Regions from separate parts of the Homo sapiens genome. Here region 2 is linked to region 1. The links are chromatin loops, found by intact Hi-C in ENCODE. Cell type or tissue: ascending aorta. All regions are shown on one strand.

The links. Hi-C counts contacts between places; a loop is a spot of excess contacts. Peaks named below come from ENCODE experiments on the same cell type or tissue, not always from the same donor. Only the 100,000 strongest peaks of a DNase experiment are listed, where the experiment ranks them.
Region 2: it touches region 1 in a loop (3-fold over the local background); 5 of 110 quality-filtered maps call a loop at or near these places.

The regions. Positions count from the first base shown.
Region 1 is chr14:89,910,574-89,918,573 of GRCh38, forward strand. All of the region lies in intron 5 of EFCAB11 (EF-hand calcium binding domain 11), which reads right to left. LOC124903358 (a long non-coding RNA gene) reads left to right here and starts at 2,563. Exons shown (of 2, transcript XR_007064300.1): 1 at 2,563-2,665; 2 at 3,286-3,448. RefSeq lists enhancers at 572-1,189, 1,190-1,805 and a silencer at 2,072-2,366. In ascending aorta, a CTCF peak has its summit at 4,890 (motif pointing left); DNase peaks (open chromatin) are centred at 768, 2,268, 2,577, 4,888 and 1 weaker place; H3K4me3 peaks cover 819 bases; H3K27ac peaks cover 2,037 bases.
Region 2 is chr14:89,809,586-89,817,585 of GRCh38, forward strand. All of the region lies in intron 5 of EFCAB11 (EF-hand calcium binding domain 11), which reads right to left. Among named protein-coding and RNA genes, the nearest start is that of EFCAB11, 140 kb to the right of the region's middle. In ascending aorta, no CTCF peak of the experiment used is centred here; DNase peaks (open chromatin) are centred at 4,346 and 4,758; H3K4me3 peaks cover 1,158 bases; H3K27ac peaks cover 3,046 bases.

The DNA of each region.
Region 1 (8,000 bases):
GCAACAGAATGAGAATCTGTCTCAAATACATACATACATACATACATACATACATACATACATACATACATACATAAAAATGTCTAGAGAAGGTCTAAGTTTCGTCACTGAATGTTTACTTACAAAAAAATGGGTGTCTTAGGGTACTCATGTCACTTGGAGTGTTGCCAGCTTCACTCGGAAGACAGGAGAGTCGGACGGGTTTTTATATTGTGGGAAGAAGCAGGAAGAATGGCAGAGGAGGGAGAACGAAAAGATTCAGAAAAGTTAAGCTACTTCTATCTCTTTAGAATTAACATGAGCCTAATGATTGGAGGACAGGGTAAAAAAACAAAGAGCTAAATAAAGAGAACTGGAGACAATGTAGTATAATATTCGGATGTACAAAGTACAAACCATAAAGTCTATTTTGTTTTAATAATTAACAAAGGTGCACCTAGTACACACACTATGGATCAGGCTTGGAGAAAACAGACAAATGAATCCAAGACTACTCATTTTGTGAGAGCTTAAAGCAAACAACTTTTAGCAGTATTTTAAAGCAAGCTAGTAAAATAAATAGAAGTGAAGTCCAAGGGATTTAAACATGAAAATTTGGGGAAAAAAGAACTTCGCAAAGCAAAACAGACAAAATACAAGGCTAACCAAACAAAGGCTAAATCAAATAAATAGGCATTGCCGTGTGCCCTGGAGAACTGCCAAGGAGAGTGAATTTCAACAAAGAATGCTTCTGCCACCAGTTAGGAAAACTTCAATTCCAGAAAGGCTGAAGGAATGCTGCAGGCACTGCCGAGTGACAAGGGGGGTTTGGGGGTGGAGAGGCAGTAGGTCAGACGTTATTTCAGACTACGCAGACAAACACGAGAACCTTCCTCAAGACAAGTAAAGGCAGCCCACTCCCTCCCAACGTGCTCCGCACACAGCTCCTTGTAAGAAACAAATCCAGGTCAAAGATGAGAAATTTGCATCTTCAAGGACTGCCTGTAGCAGCCTTCTCTTCTCAATTTGCAGATAAAAAGACCCCTGTAAATACTTCTCAGCCACCATCCTAGTATCCACAGTCTTGAGATGAAACAAGTCCATGTAGCCCAAGCACAACAAAGCACCAGCAATCATTGTGTGAGCCTGGATGCTGGGAACAGAGTCCTGCGGCTTTGGGGCTAGAATTGCTGTAGATCAACCAAGTATTATTCTCTAGGTCAGAGCACAGTTCTCCATTCAGTTGTGGCCTGTAGTAGTCATGGCAATAGAAACCACCACTGCCACGGCAGCAGTCCCCACTGACAGAGCACGTGTCCTGTGCCAGGCACAGGGCTGAGCAATTTGCATGAATTATCCCTGTTAAGCCTCCTAACAACCTGTCATTATCTTAATTTTATAGCTGTTCCCTCTACAGATGGGGAAACTAAGGCAAGCTGAGATACTTTTCAAAGGTCTCACAGCTAATAAGCAATGCAGCAGGGATTTAGATCCAGAGAATTGTTCTAGAACACGCTTTCTTAGCCAACAGAATGGCCAGAAGTCCACAAAAGAAGGCAGTGGCTAATCAACAAGCATTTATTCATTGTTGGTATGCTATAGACTATGAACTATGTGGGTTAAAACTGAGGTAAAATGGTTTCATTGAAAAAAGAAAAAACTAGAATTCCTTTTACTCCCACTTAAAAAAAAAATCCTGAACTTTATTGGCCTTTAAAGAGAAAAAGGATCTCTATTCTAACGTCTAGCATGTCTATCCAGCAAATATCTAGGTTGTTCAAACCGTTAAGGAGACTAACAAATCAAAACAGGAGTTGATGATACATAGCTCAGGGGCTTTTTTTTTCTTTTTTGATTGGCATTACCCAGGCTGATTTAGATCTAAACACTGGGGGACCCTCAGGATCTGAAGTTCCTTAAGGTTTCCTGGGCTTCCTGGGCTTAGTTAGCATTGTTTTTCCTTCAAATTTCTATACTGCTCTATTGAAATATCTGTACATTAATATATGCTTTTTTTACATGACCTATTTTTCCAGTGGGACTGAGGATGAAAATTACAAATGCATATTTAAAGCCATAGGAATATTTAAATTCTCCCTGTTTTTGTCATACGTTTTAGTACTTTCTATGTGCGACGAAAGATAAAAACTTGTGTGCATGATTAATTGTAATGATGAAAGAATGCTAGGCAGTTGCTTAAGAAACGGGAACAACAAAGGAATAAACTACTGCAGGCATCACCAGGACTGGAATGACACTGCTCTGTGTACTCGATTTCCATGGCAACTAGCAATGGGAAGATGAATGTTTCATAGTCACTCTGCTCTGCAGTACACGTCTATAAATCAAACTTGCATAAAGAGCACAAGATTTCTGCTGTGGGCTGTACTCAGAGCTGGTTTATTTTCCTGTTACTGTATAATTATGGAAAAGAAGCACAAAACAATGAGGTCATTTTTAGTGGGGAACAAACTCAGAAATTACTAATACACCTGCGGCATATGATGCCATTCATCTAGCAAGAAACGAGAAGCAGGCAAGGCAGGCGTGAATGAAAACGCTGCCTGCTTCTGTGGGGAACTCACTGGCTCTGGCTGAGAACTGCACATGACAGGCCTGGTGTGCCCTGCCTCCCCTCAGCTCAGCTCTGAGATGGAAGTAGGAGCACCTTAATTAACTGCCGAAGGTACGGCCAAAGTTTTCATTTTGGTAACAGGGCGGACATGATACTCCATATTTAGCATGAAAGTTTATTGAGATGGGACAAGTATATATTTATCTACTGAAAATGGCTCATTGTATAGGAGTTAGGATGGAAAAATAATGTCTTGGCATGGAGACCTGAGTTTTGATCCAGGTCTATGTAACCTTGGGTGAGTCACATACGTTTGTTTGACTTCCATTTTCTTAGCTAGAAAATAAGGGAGATGGCATATGTGATTCCTAAAGTCCCAGCCACCATCCAGTTCTATGATTCCGTAATCTCTAAATCTTAAGGGTCTGAATCTTTCAATCGAATCTAATCAAAGATGTTAGTTGTGCTATTCCTAAAAAATATATATACCTTATACAGTTGTATTTTAAAATTCTATACTGGGCTAAAGCTCCTAATTAACAGTGTTTTATGACTTTACCAACCACGCTGAAGGCTTCTTCTGATTTGCTCATTCTTCCAAACATGATGCTATCAAAAGCTTAATACAACTATCAGAGTTTTTCAAAGTTAAAATTTTTTTTACAGTCTTATAACTTTGTAAAATAATATTTTAAAAAATATTTAAATTTATCTTTCTTGCTCTTTCATAGATCAGGGCTGCTTATCAATTCCTGCCAAGCAGAAAGCATCCTGCTCCTTGAGTCTGCAGCTCTCAGAAGCATCTTCAGGCTCTCTGGGAATTCATCTTTGTATGCCGGAGACCCAGCAATAATAATGTTGAGTAAAAGTTTGTGGAATAAATGGATGAATGAACTGTTGGGGACACTGTTGCTACACCTGTCAGCAACCCTGTGCTCCCTTCTCCAATCTTAAACATTTAGGCAGATTCAGATCAACATGGAAACATCCCAGGGTAGACGGGCAAATATCTGAACACCACATATAGCTAACAATATGAGTATCTCTTTTGTGAGTTCTTTACAAAATCCTTGTGGAACTTTACAACCTGGAAACATCTTCTCATTAACGCAGCATGAGGCATCATCACACCCAAGGAGGGACTCCGGTCCTAAGGCCCTGGCTAAGAGCATGGGATGTGGTGGAGGCTCAAAAAGAACTGAGTCTGTGCTTAAACTAGAAAAGGACAGGGTGAGGAGCACTTAATCAGCACATCCGTTATCTCAGGTGATGTTTACTCCAACTCTGAGGGGAAGATGTTATTATCTCCATTTTACAAACTGGAAAAACTGAGCAGTAAAAAATCTGCATAAGTAATTAAAAGACAGTTATGAAAGGCTGGGTACAGTGGCTCACGCCTGTAATCCCAGCACTTTGGGAGGATGAAGCAGGCGGATCACTTGAGGCCAGGAGTTGGAGACTAGCCTGGCCAACATGGTGAAACCCCGTCTCTACTAAAAATACAAAAATTACCCGGGCATGGTGGTGCACACCTGTAGTCCCAGCTACTTGGGAAGCTTAGGTATGAGAATCGCTTGAATCTGGGAGGTGGAGGTTGCAGTGAGCCAAGATCGCACCACTGCACTCCAGCCTGGGCAACAGAGTGAGACCTTGGTCTCGAAAAGAAAAAAAAAAAAGAGAGAGACAGTTATGAAATATGTAGGGAAATTCAAAACCTGATCTCTCTGACTCCAAAGGCTGGGTTCTTTTGACTGTATCTCAGGACACATTCAAGCAACAGGCTACTGCTCCATTTGGACTTTTTCAGGGCTAAACAGTAAAGGGTTAAACAAACCTAGCCGCCCCCGCCCACACACACACAAAAAAGCAATGTTCCTGCTGTCACAGGAATATATTAATGGTTAAAAAAAAACACATAGTAATAATAACGCAAGTCAATATTTTTAAAGACCTAAATTCGACAATAAATATAGCCAGGAACATCACTCTTCTTCTCTGTACACATTATTATCATTTGCTCCTCCACTCTCCAGGCAAGCACACTAAAGGCTATTTCCAGGATGGAGTCAGATGTTACACAACTTTGCAATTTCCAATATGTGAATATTAACATAGACCAATGACATTATTACAGAAGCTTACTAGAAATATATTCTGCTGGTCACCAGAGGGATTAGCTTTGCTTCCTAACCTTAGAAAATGCGATAATTTGGGCATATGTTTTCAGTACAAATTTTTCAAAAACTACGAAAAATAACGCTTATTAAGAAAGGCTCCTGGTTAACCTTCTGTTCTTTCAATCAGTTTCTTAGCAGAGTTTTTGGCACCACCAACTGGTGAAAGAGGTGTACTGCAAAGGTGCTCGGCTCTCAATCTGTTTGGTTCATTAAGAGAGGATCATGCATTTATTTCATATTTAATTTACGGTGAATCAATTTATTTTAGTCACTAAATAAAATTAGAAATGCATTTCTTTGTCAGTCAAATAAATAATAATCCACTCTGGCTTTTTCACCTGAGAAGAAAGTATGTTTTGGTTAGTAAAGGTCATCAGAGAAAACTCAATCTACCCACCAAAGTTAATTTGATTTATTCTGCCATAAACTCACACTCAAAAAGCAAACACTGAGAACTACAATGAAAATTAGGAACTAAAAGAGAGAGCAAACTAAATGGTATCAAATACTATGCTAGCCTACAGTGTTTATATAAGACATTAATTTAACCGGAAATAAAAATGATTGAGGAGGTAATTTCACATTTGTTAAAAAATTGAACTTTTCCCACCAAGATTCCTGTCTCAAAGATGGATGCTGCCATTTGACATGTGAATATATATGCTATCTAGCCATCCTTCCTGTTTAATTGAGCCACACCTAGCAATGGATACCAGTATCAAGAGAGCAGAGCCAAGCCCTTAAGGCACAACTCCGATCTCTGCACAGTGAATCATGAAAATAAATACCCCTGAAGAACAGTCTAATTTTTCCCCCCAAAACAATTTGTGTTTTCTAGGGAGAATGGCTCAGAAAAAAAAAAAAGAAAAAAAGAAAAAAACAACAAATTTGTGGATACAAGTTGTCTATGAGAAGTACATCTAGCTACTTGTGATGATAAATTTGTAACCCACAGAATAAATGGCACCAACTCTATGACAAAACTGGTCATTGAAGAAACTTCTTTACTAGACAATGTGAAAGAGACAGAAAAAAGGAAAGAACCATCCAAAGAATCAAATTTGACTCTGATGGCAGGGTTTGGTTAAAAGCCATCTGACAGAGTTTAAAACTACTGTGACAATTTTGTGATAATAGCAGTTTAAATCGCTATACAAATGTGTACTCAATTCATATTTGTTAAAGCCTCCAAGTCTAAATCTCCAATTGAAAGCCTAGTAAAGAAGACCATTTGAAATAGGCCCAGAAAAAAGTAAGGGCCAGCAGCTGCTCTATCCAATTCAACACATAATTTGAACATGTAAACTTTGATCAGATTAATTCTATTCCTTCGTTCATTTCATTCATTTATTTGTTCATGTATTCGTCAAATACTCTCTCCTGCAAACAGAGTTAAATTTTTACAAGGAGAGAACAAGAGTGAGACCCTCCTGCCCCTTCCTCTCCTTGGACAAGAGTCTTGATATCCCACGGCAAGGATTTCTAATTGAAGTCATGACTGGATTATGAGGAATCCTAACAATAAGACTTGGGTTAAGAAAAGCATTTTTAAACTTTTATTTGTTTCTTATATCCTTTAACATGACTCATGTCATGAGTCTCACTAAGTCTGTGTAGACATTTTTTGAGGTATGACTGACAAAAAATTGTCTATATTTAAGGTATACAAGATGACGTTTTTATAAAAGTATACTTTGTGTAATGACTCACAGTCAAGCTAATTAGCATATCCATCACCTGACATGCTTCGTGTGTGTGTGTGTGTGTGTGTGTGTGTGTGTGTGTGTGTGTGTATGTGTGTGTTGAAAACACTTAAGATCTGCTCCCTTGGCAAATCTGAAGTACACAACACATTAACTATAGTTACCATGCTGTACACTAGATCACTAGAATTCATTCACCCTGTAACTAAAATTTTGTATCCTCTGACCGACATCTCCCCATCTTCCCCACTTCCCAGCCCCTGGCAACTACCATTCCACTCTTTTTCTCCAAGTTTGACTAGTTTAGATGTCACATATAAGTAATATCATGCAATATTTGTCTTTCTGTGTCTGGCTTCTTTCACTTAGCATAATGTCCCCAGATTCCTCCATGCTGTTGCAAATGGCAGGATTTCCTTCTTTTTTAAGGCTGAATAATATTCTGCTGTACACACATACCACAATTTCTTTATCCATTCATCCAGTGGTGGGCACTTAATATGGGTTTCCATATCTCGGCTATTGTGAATAATGCTGCAATTAACATGGGAGTGCAGACATTTTATTCTACCTGTAAATTCAGTCTACTCCATCATTATCATTACTAGGCAGTGGCATTTCTAAACAAGAAAATAACATTTTGAGGTTATGAAAACACTTGACCATTAACAAGTACCAGCAACATGATTATAATCAAATAAAAAATTCTGATTGCCCTAGGGGCTTGGTTCTGTGACTTCTTTGACCAAAAAAATAATAATAATTGCGAATTAGTTGTTTGGTTTGAATTGAGCAATAAAGGACTCTCAGCTTTAACTGTAAAATGGATAGAAATGCCGTTGATGTGGAGAGTCACTGTAAGGACTAAGTAAGGCAACACGTAGTTGGTAATCAATGAACGGGAAGCACTGTGACTGCAGTGGACAATACAGTGCAATGAAAGCTGGGGAAGAGCGAGAATCGAGGACTGGCTCTCCAGGCAGGGTGTGAATGCTGTGAGAAGCTGGCAACAATGAACCCTGAGAAAAAGGACAGGGGACAACTGGAGGTACTTAGTTGGGGAGAGCAGCTTTCTAGGATGGATATGAGTATATCTTCAGGCAGGGATAGGCATTATAAACAGAAGTGGGAATGGCTGATGGAGAAATGTCTTAGATCAAAAAAAGGGGAAGAGAGAAGACCAGAACAAAAGAGAGGAATTAGGAAAAAAAGAAGAGACCCCTTTTCCTCAGAAATAAAATTAAAGGAAGGCTGGGCGTGGTGGCTCACGCCTGTAATCCCAGCACTTTAGGAGGCCAAGGCAGGTGGATCACCTGAGGTCAGGAGTTCCACACCAGCCTGACCAACATGGTGAAACCCCATCTCTACTAAAAATACAAAAATTAGCCGGGCATGGTAGCACACGTCTGTAATCCCAGCTACTTGGGAGGCTGAGGCAGGAGAATCGCTTGAACCCAGGAGGTGGAGGTTGCAGTGAGCCGAGATCACACCACTGCACTCCAGCCTGGGCAACAGAGCGAGACTCCATCTCAAAAAAAAAAAAAGAAGAAGAAGAAGAAAGAAAAT
Region 2 (8,000 bases), 100 kb before region 1:
TTCAGGATATTTATTAAACAAATTAAGTATTTACATTATGCTCAAGCACAGACGCACAGTCACCAAGTGCAGAAGTGTAAGAAGACAAAACTAAGTGAATTTATGTTGGAGACAACTCGGCATTTTTAGTTCTTAGAAGTGGGGGCCGGGGAACCTCCAAATGTCTGAGAAAGAGAATGAATTGGGCAGGGAAAGGGTTCTACCTCCCTCCCCCCGTCAATGGCGTCCCAATGACCACCTCTTTAAAAGAGGATAAACAGTGATTAAAGACTGCAGAGACAATTTAGAAAATCTCCTTCAAGGCCTAAAGACTAAAGGAAACAGGTATATTAACCCTACAATTTCCCCCCACAATTTAAAATTTTAGGACCCTAATAATGATGACCCGGATTTTAGAAGTATTTTCTGTAGCCTATGGTACACACTATGGTGAAGGAACCCATGTTTTCTTGAATACAGCTGCAGCCCATGAATGCTGGACCATCAATATGACTGTGATTAGTGTTCCTCCTCACCTGCCTATGAACTTGCAGTGGGCAGAGGCCACCTATATCGTGTTCACTGTGCTGTTCCCAGTATTTGGCACAGTGTCTGGCACACAGTGGTGTTCAATAAGTATCGGCTGAACATACGAGCATGTGAGTGGGAGAGTTTGGAGACGGGAGAAAGAACTCACCACCCTATGATCTTACACCAATTGCTGTGAAAATGTTGGCACTTTTCCTTCCGTCAGCATAAGAACATTTGGATCCTGCTATTTAAATGTAAAACAGATGTTTCTCCCCATTGTTATAGTCTTTATAATTTTCATTTTTAATGGCCATATGCAATTTTATCAAATGGACTTATAATAAATTATTTTTTGTTGGACTTTGGAGCCAATCCAGTCTTTTCACTTTTATAAATGTATCACTGAACACATTGAGTAACTATGCAGAGGTGGGTGGATCACCTGAGGTCAGGAGTTTGAGACCAGCCTGGCCAACATGGTAAAACCCCATCTCTACTAAAAATACAAAAATTAGCCAGGTATGGTGGCGGGCACCTGTAATCCCAGCTACTTAGGAGGCTGAGGCAGGAGAATCACTTGAACTCGACAGGCAAAGGTTGCAGTGAGCTGAGATTGCGCCACTGCACTCCAGCCTGGGTGACAAAGTGAGACTCCGTCTCAAAAAAAAAAAAAAAAAGAAATGGATTCCTGAGTCCAGTTACTCATTCACCAGGCAAACACTAAGAGCCCACTATGGTCCACGCACAGTAGGTTCTGAAGATAAATGGGTGAGCAGAAAAGACAAGAGTCCCTTTGAGCTTTTATCCAATCCTGGGAGAGAATTCTATAAGCAAAATTAAATAATTCTATTAATACAAGCAAAATAATATTACCAGTGTACTAAGTGCCCTGAAGGAGTGACAGAAGGTTCTAGGAGAGGGTGGGACATAGGGGCGAGAACTGGGCAGCAGGTCAGGGAAGCAGGACCTGGCTGAAATCTGAGAAGCATGGAGCTAATAAGAGAGGTGCAGGTGGGGAAGAGTTCTCCAAGCAGAGGGAACAGCATGTGCAAGGTCCTTGTGGCAGGACAGAGCAAGGTACATTCAAGGAACTGAAAGAAGGCAAATGTAACCAGGCACAGAGTGAGGATGAGCATGGAGCCAAATGAGGCTCTGGGATGCATGGGCTGGAACTATTCAGGTCCTGGAAGTCTATGTAAGGACCTTGGTCGTGATGCAAAGAGCGATGGGAAGTCATCAAAGTGCTTCAAGAAGGGGGCCGATGTGCTTGATATAAATTTTGGAAGTTTATCTTTGCTTAATAACACCCCGCCCCAAAGGTATCCATGTGCTATCCCCAGCACCTGTGAATATGTTGTATTATGTGGGGAAGGAAAATTAGGGTTGCAGACAGAATTAAGGTTGCTGACTCTAACATGGGGAGATTATCCTAGGTTATCAAGGTGGGGCCAATGTAATCTTAGGGGACTTTAAAAGCAGGAGAGGGCGTACAAGAATCAGAGGAGCCAGAGAGATGTGAAGACGCTAAACTGCCAGCTTTGTTGATGGAGAAAAAGCCATGAACCAAGGAAGGCAGGGGCCTCTGGAAGCTGGAAACAGTAGACATGGCTTCTCCCCTTGAGCCTCCAGCAGGAATGTGGCCCTGCTGACACCTGGATTTTAGCCCAATGATGGCCATTTTGGATTTTGGCCTCCAGAAATGTAAGATGATAAATTTGTGTTGTTTAAAGCCACCAAGTCGGTGGCAACTTGTTATTGTGGCAATAGGAATCTAATACAAAGGAGATGATCATGAATTTAGTTTCGGATATTTAAGTTTTACAAGTCTTTGACACAAAGAACATGGACATTGGAAGTATTATTCATCTACAGCCACTCTCTTAATGAGTAATATGATCTTTATTTTACCTTTCGTGACTTCAGTGTTATCATATATAAAAAGAAAATAGATTTAAGGTTGGTTCCAGTTCTAAATCTCTGAGCTTATAAGCCTGGAAAGGAACAAATATGCTTTTCACTTAGATTTCTGTCAGAATTTGGCAATCCGTGGGGAAAAAGTGATATTAAAAATAGTGATCTAAACTAAAGGGGGAAAAGATTCCATTTTTAAAAAGTACCCAAAATATGAAATAACTAGAAATACCTTAATAAGAAATGTGTTGAATTTATATAAAGAAAACTACAGAATTCCTTCGAGACATATAAAAGGATATTTGAAAATGTGCAGGGACAAGCCACGTGTGTATTCCTGGATGGGAAGACTGAACATTGTAAAGATGCCAGATCCTTCCCAATTAATTTATAGGCTGAATGCAATTTTCATCAAAACCCCAAAGGGAGTTCTTGGAACTTCACAAAAATGATTTTACCATTCATCTGGAAAATAAACAGGCAAGAAGAGCTGAGAACAAATTTGACAACAAGAAACACCAGGTTTTAGAACATATTGTCAGAACTAGGGGCGGAAAGGTGTGTCCCTGGAGTAAGAATAAGCTGACCAAGGGAATAGGATAAATGTCCTGGAAAGGTCACCTTGTATGTAAAAGGAATCAGTACAGCACAAAGTGATAAAGGCATTATATATAAATGGGGATTACTTAACAAAGGATCATGGAAAAACTGGCTATTTAGAAACAAAAATGCTTAGATCATCACCCCATGCTATATACCAAAATAAGTTCCAAATTCGTTAACATGTTAGATTGTCCTAAAATTCAAACCAACCAAGAATATGGAAGCAAGGAAAATTTTCTTAGTACAAAAGCAATTGAAGAAATTGTGAAGGAAAAGATCAGAGATTTGAATACATGAAAACTTAAAATCTTTGCACATCAAAAATTATAATAAAAGAAAACAATAAGCTGGAAAAACAGTTGTAATAAAAATAGAAACAAGTAAATGTTTTCACTATAGAAGAGAAAATGGGCAAATGGTATGAATAGATAATTCACAGAAAAGAGAACAGAAAAGGCTAATAAACATGTAAAAATGTTCAAAGTTATTAGCAATTGGAGAAATAAAAAAATAAGATACTCTTTCCACCTATTAGATTCGTAAACATTTGAAAAATAATACTCGGTCATTGGTGAGAACAGGACGAGAAGGGCATATACAGTGAGGGGAGCAGAATTTGTTTATTAGGCAATTGGGTAAGAAGAACCAGGAGCTGTAAAAATGATAAAATAACTTCATACTCTCTGATACGATACCTTGATATCTAGGAACAGCTCCTAAGAAGATAAAAGTGAAGACAAATTTGTTTATTGTAGGGTTATTTATAAAGGAAAATGGCAAAATGATTGAAAAGCATGGTATATAAAACTCACACTCATCTTAACAAAAACAGAGAGAAACAGGGAAGAATCAATACCAAAATATTAATGATAATTATCTTTGGTTTGGTATGAATATGGTTGTTTGGTTTGTTTTTTTGTTTTGTTTTGTTTTGTTTTTCTTTCTTCAGACCTTTCTCTATTTCCAACATATTCTATGAGGAGCATTTGTTACTTCAGCCAGATCTCCTCCCAACCGTCCACCTCCCACCCCCTGCCCCACCTTCTACCCTCCACCCGCTATAAAATGCCTATGTGCTCAGCACACAACCACTTCTCTATTTTGTGAGTTTCCCATTGCGTGCAGCTGATAGCTGAGGGAAAATTCATGTTTGATAAAATCATTTTGTGAGTGATGGCCAACCAAGGAAAACCATTTCACACTTCGAGAGTTTACATAATGTGAGTTTATAAGAAAGGAATGAAAGAAAAGATGTTACGGGCAGAACTTTTAGAGAAACAACCGTGCTTGACTTCTGCGGAGAAGGAATGCAGTTCCAGGGTGCCCGGTGTCTGCGCGCATTCCTCGGCTGCTGCTCTCTTTCAGTGACTACATGGTCTGACTATTTGACTCGTTTGACACTCTTTAGTAATAAATATATCCCCATATGGAAGTTTTACTGAAAATAGCTCCCTGGGGGGAGAAAAAAAAAACTAACCTTTTTTTTTTTTTCCACTTTGAATCGAACCACAGGTATAAAATAACTCTGAACTTGGTGTTCAGCGCTACAACCTCTAGAGCACTGTACAGAACAAATGTCCTGAAGTGAGAACTTTTCATGTCTTCTTTTCTTCCCCCTTTGCTTTTCTGTCCCTCGCTGAAGGGATCTGTGGTGAGGGCTTCAGACCTGCCGCCTGCCAGCAACACACGGTCTGGTCCGCTGGGACAAAGGGCTCTACTGACCTGCCCACCATGCTTCCAGAGTCCAAGCCTCTCCCCAGAACAACGACACGTAGTCATTTTTCCTTCAAGGGACTTTAAAAATCACCCAGCAGGCCGGGAGCAGTGGCTCATGCCTGTAATCCCAGCACTTTGGGAGGGCGAGGCGGGCAGATCACCTGAGGTTGGGAGTTCGAGAGCAGCCTGACCAACATGGAGAAATGCCGTCTCTACTAAAAATACAAAATTAGCCTGGCGTGGTGGTGCATGCCTGTAATCCCAGCTACTCGGGAGGCTGAGGCAGGAGAATCGCTTGAACCTGGGAGGTGGAGGTTGTGGTGAGCTGAGATCACGCCATTGCACTCCAGCCTGGGCAACAAGAGCGAAACTCCCTTTCAAAAAAAAAAAAATCACCCAGCCCCACTCTTTCATTTTACAGATGGGAAAATGGAGGCTCAGATGCACGAAGCTGCTTTCCTACCTAGCATAGCAGAGCAGGTCTCTGGATTCATGGCACAGTCCTATGCCCAGCTAATAACTCTGGGCTTTCGGAGATTTTGAGGGTCTTTGCCAAAAACCCAGGCTGGTCCCATTGGACAAAGAAAGGAACGCCAATTTGTAATACACTGCCAACTCAAAGCTGTGTACACACTGCAAGCAGTACCAAGAACAAGACATTGGGACTCCCCATTTCAACTGCTTGATCATTTCCAGCTTATGTGGGAATATGGGATAAACTGTAGGATTAGGATGACTTTGGTGTGCAGTTAGCTTAAACTTTTCACAGTCACGCAGAATTAGGGGCTGAATAAGACGTGAAGATCTGTCCCTGGAATATGCGGCAATTATGACATCACAATGAACATCCTCCCCAGAGCCCTGCAGAATAGCCCAAGAGAACGTCCCCACAATTTGGGGGTGGGAAAAGAAGGCACAAAAACTTTTCAAAATATTAGTGTTTCAAAAATGTTGTCATAAGTGTACATGTGAAAAATTTGTTTAAGTTCTTAGTTAGGATTTCCCCCCACGGAGGCTGGGTTGGGCTTAAGAAAAAAGTCTTTCACAAAACCTGATTTTAATAGGAGCACTGGTATCATAATTAAAGGAATTTCATTATGAAATCCTTTTTTTTTTTCCAAGACGGAATCTTGTTCTGTCGCCCAGGCTGGAGTGCAGTGGTGTGATCTCGGCTCACTGCAACCTCCGCCTCCCAGGTTCAAGCAATTTTCCTGCCTCAGCCTCTTGAGTAGCTGGGATTACAGGCGCGCGCCACCACGCTGGCTAATTTTTGTATTTTCAGTAGAGACGGGGTTTCACCATGTTGGCCAGGATGGTCTCGAACTCCTGACCTCATAATCCACCCGCCTCGGCCTCCCAAAGTGCTGGGATTACAGGCGTGAGTCATCGCGCCCGGCCGAAATCCTTTCTAATTAGTACTATATAGATTGCTGTAAATTTGAGTTTTGGGCAATGGTGAGGAAATAAACTGATGGAAGAAAGTGAGTACTTCTGGAACATCCTAAAGATTAGGGTTTTGACTCATTTCTCGGGTTCAACTGGAAAAATAAAAATTAAGAAGAAAAGAATTTTAGCATTTTTTCCTATTTTTGTGAATAATGTCATTGGTATTGTGGTAGGCATTACATTGAATCTGTAGATAGCTTTGGGTGGTACTGACATTTTCACAATATTAATCCTTCCAATCCATGAGCATGGGGTATCTATTTTTTGTGTGTCCTCTTCAATTTCGCTTATCAGTGTTTTATAGTTTTCCTTATAGAGATTTTTTATTTCTTTGGTTACATTTCTTCCTAGGTATTTTATATTTTTTTTGGTAGCTATTATAAATGGAGTTGCTTCCTTGATTTCCTTTCAGTTTGTTCACTGTTGGCATATATAAATGGTACTGATTTCTGTAAGTTGATTTTGTATCATATAACTTTACTTAATTCATTTATCAGTTCTAATAGTTTTTTGGTGGAGTCTGTAGGTTTTTCTAAATATGTTGTCAGCAAACAAGGATAATTTGACTTTTTCCTTTAGGAACATGACAAAGTACCAACATTTCCTTAAAAAGAAAGTCTTTGAAACATTAGAGCAAAAGATTAAAAATTTGTGAACTAACATGCAAAGTAACCATAAAAGAAATATGTTCTTCTCATAATACAGTTAATTCACTCCTAGCACACTTTGCTGGCCCTCACCATTACTTGTATGTTAAAAGGCTTAAAAGGGAATTTTATAAAATAAAGCATACATTCCTAATCTTTAACTTCTGAAAACTAAACAAAGCAAAACCCTTAGTGGAGATACAGATATTAGTGGCATGTTTCCTAAAGCAAACTCAAAACAGAGATACTCTTTATTTTACATTTTATTTAGTAAACTAGAAGAGGGTCTTGCCACGGTGAAAAGGCAAGAAAAACAAAAAAGAAAAATTAATAGGAAAGAAACATCATTAATTGCTACAGCTGCGATTATGTAACCCAGAAAACTCAAAGGGCTCTACTAAGAATTTTAGAAGTAAAATAATGCAAGGATAATTATCATATAAAACATGCTCTAAAAATAATAACATTGCTTTTCAACAACAACTATCAAACTTTTTGTTTCAAAATTAGATTTCTCTTATAACAAGGAAAAAATATATCTGTATTTAATACACATTTATTGAGTACCTACTTGGTAATTAAACCAAGGTAGAATATATCAGTCCAATAATAAAAGTATAAATATTTTATAAAAGAAAAAATGAAAATAGGCAATACTTCAAGGTAATTTGTAGATTTAATACATTTCTAAATAAAATAATAATAGGATATTTTATTATGTAAAAATTCTGAAGTTCATATCAGACATTAACTGGGACAATAAGGGGCAACTTAAGAGAGATCAGAATGTATCAAAAAGCAACCCACATTAAAAGAAATAGGAGCACTGACTAACACCTGTAACCCCAGTGCTTTGGGAGGCCAAGGGGGGAGAACCACTTGAGGTCAGGAGTTCGAGACCAGCCAAAAACTGGGCAACACAGTGAGACCCTGTCTCTACAAAAAATAAAAAATAAAAAAATTAGCTAGGCATGTACCTGTAGTCCTAGCTATTCAGAAGGCTGAGATAGGAGGATCACTTGAGCCCAGGAGTTCTGGATAACAGTGAGCTATGATCGTACCACTGCATTCTAGCCTGGGTGATAGAGCTGAGACTCCTTCTTAAAAAAAAATTATAAATATAAACTTAGATGCTTACTTTATACCATAAAACAGAATAAATACATT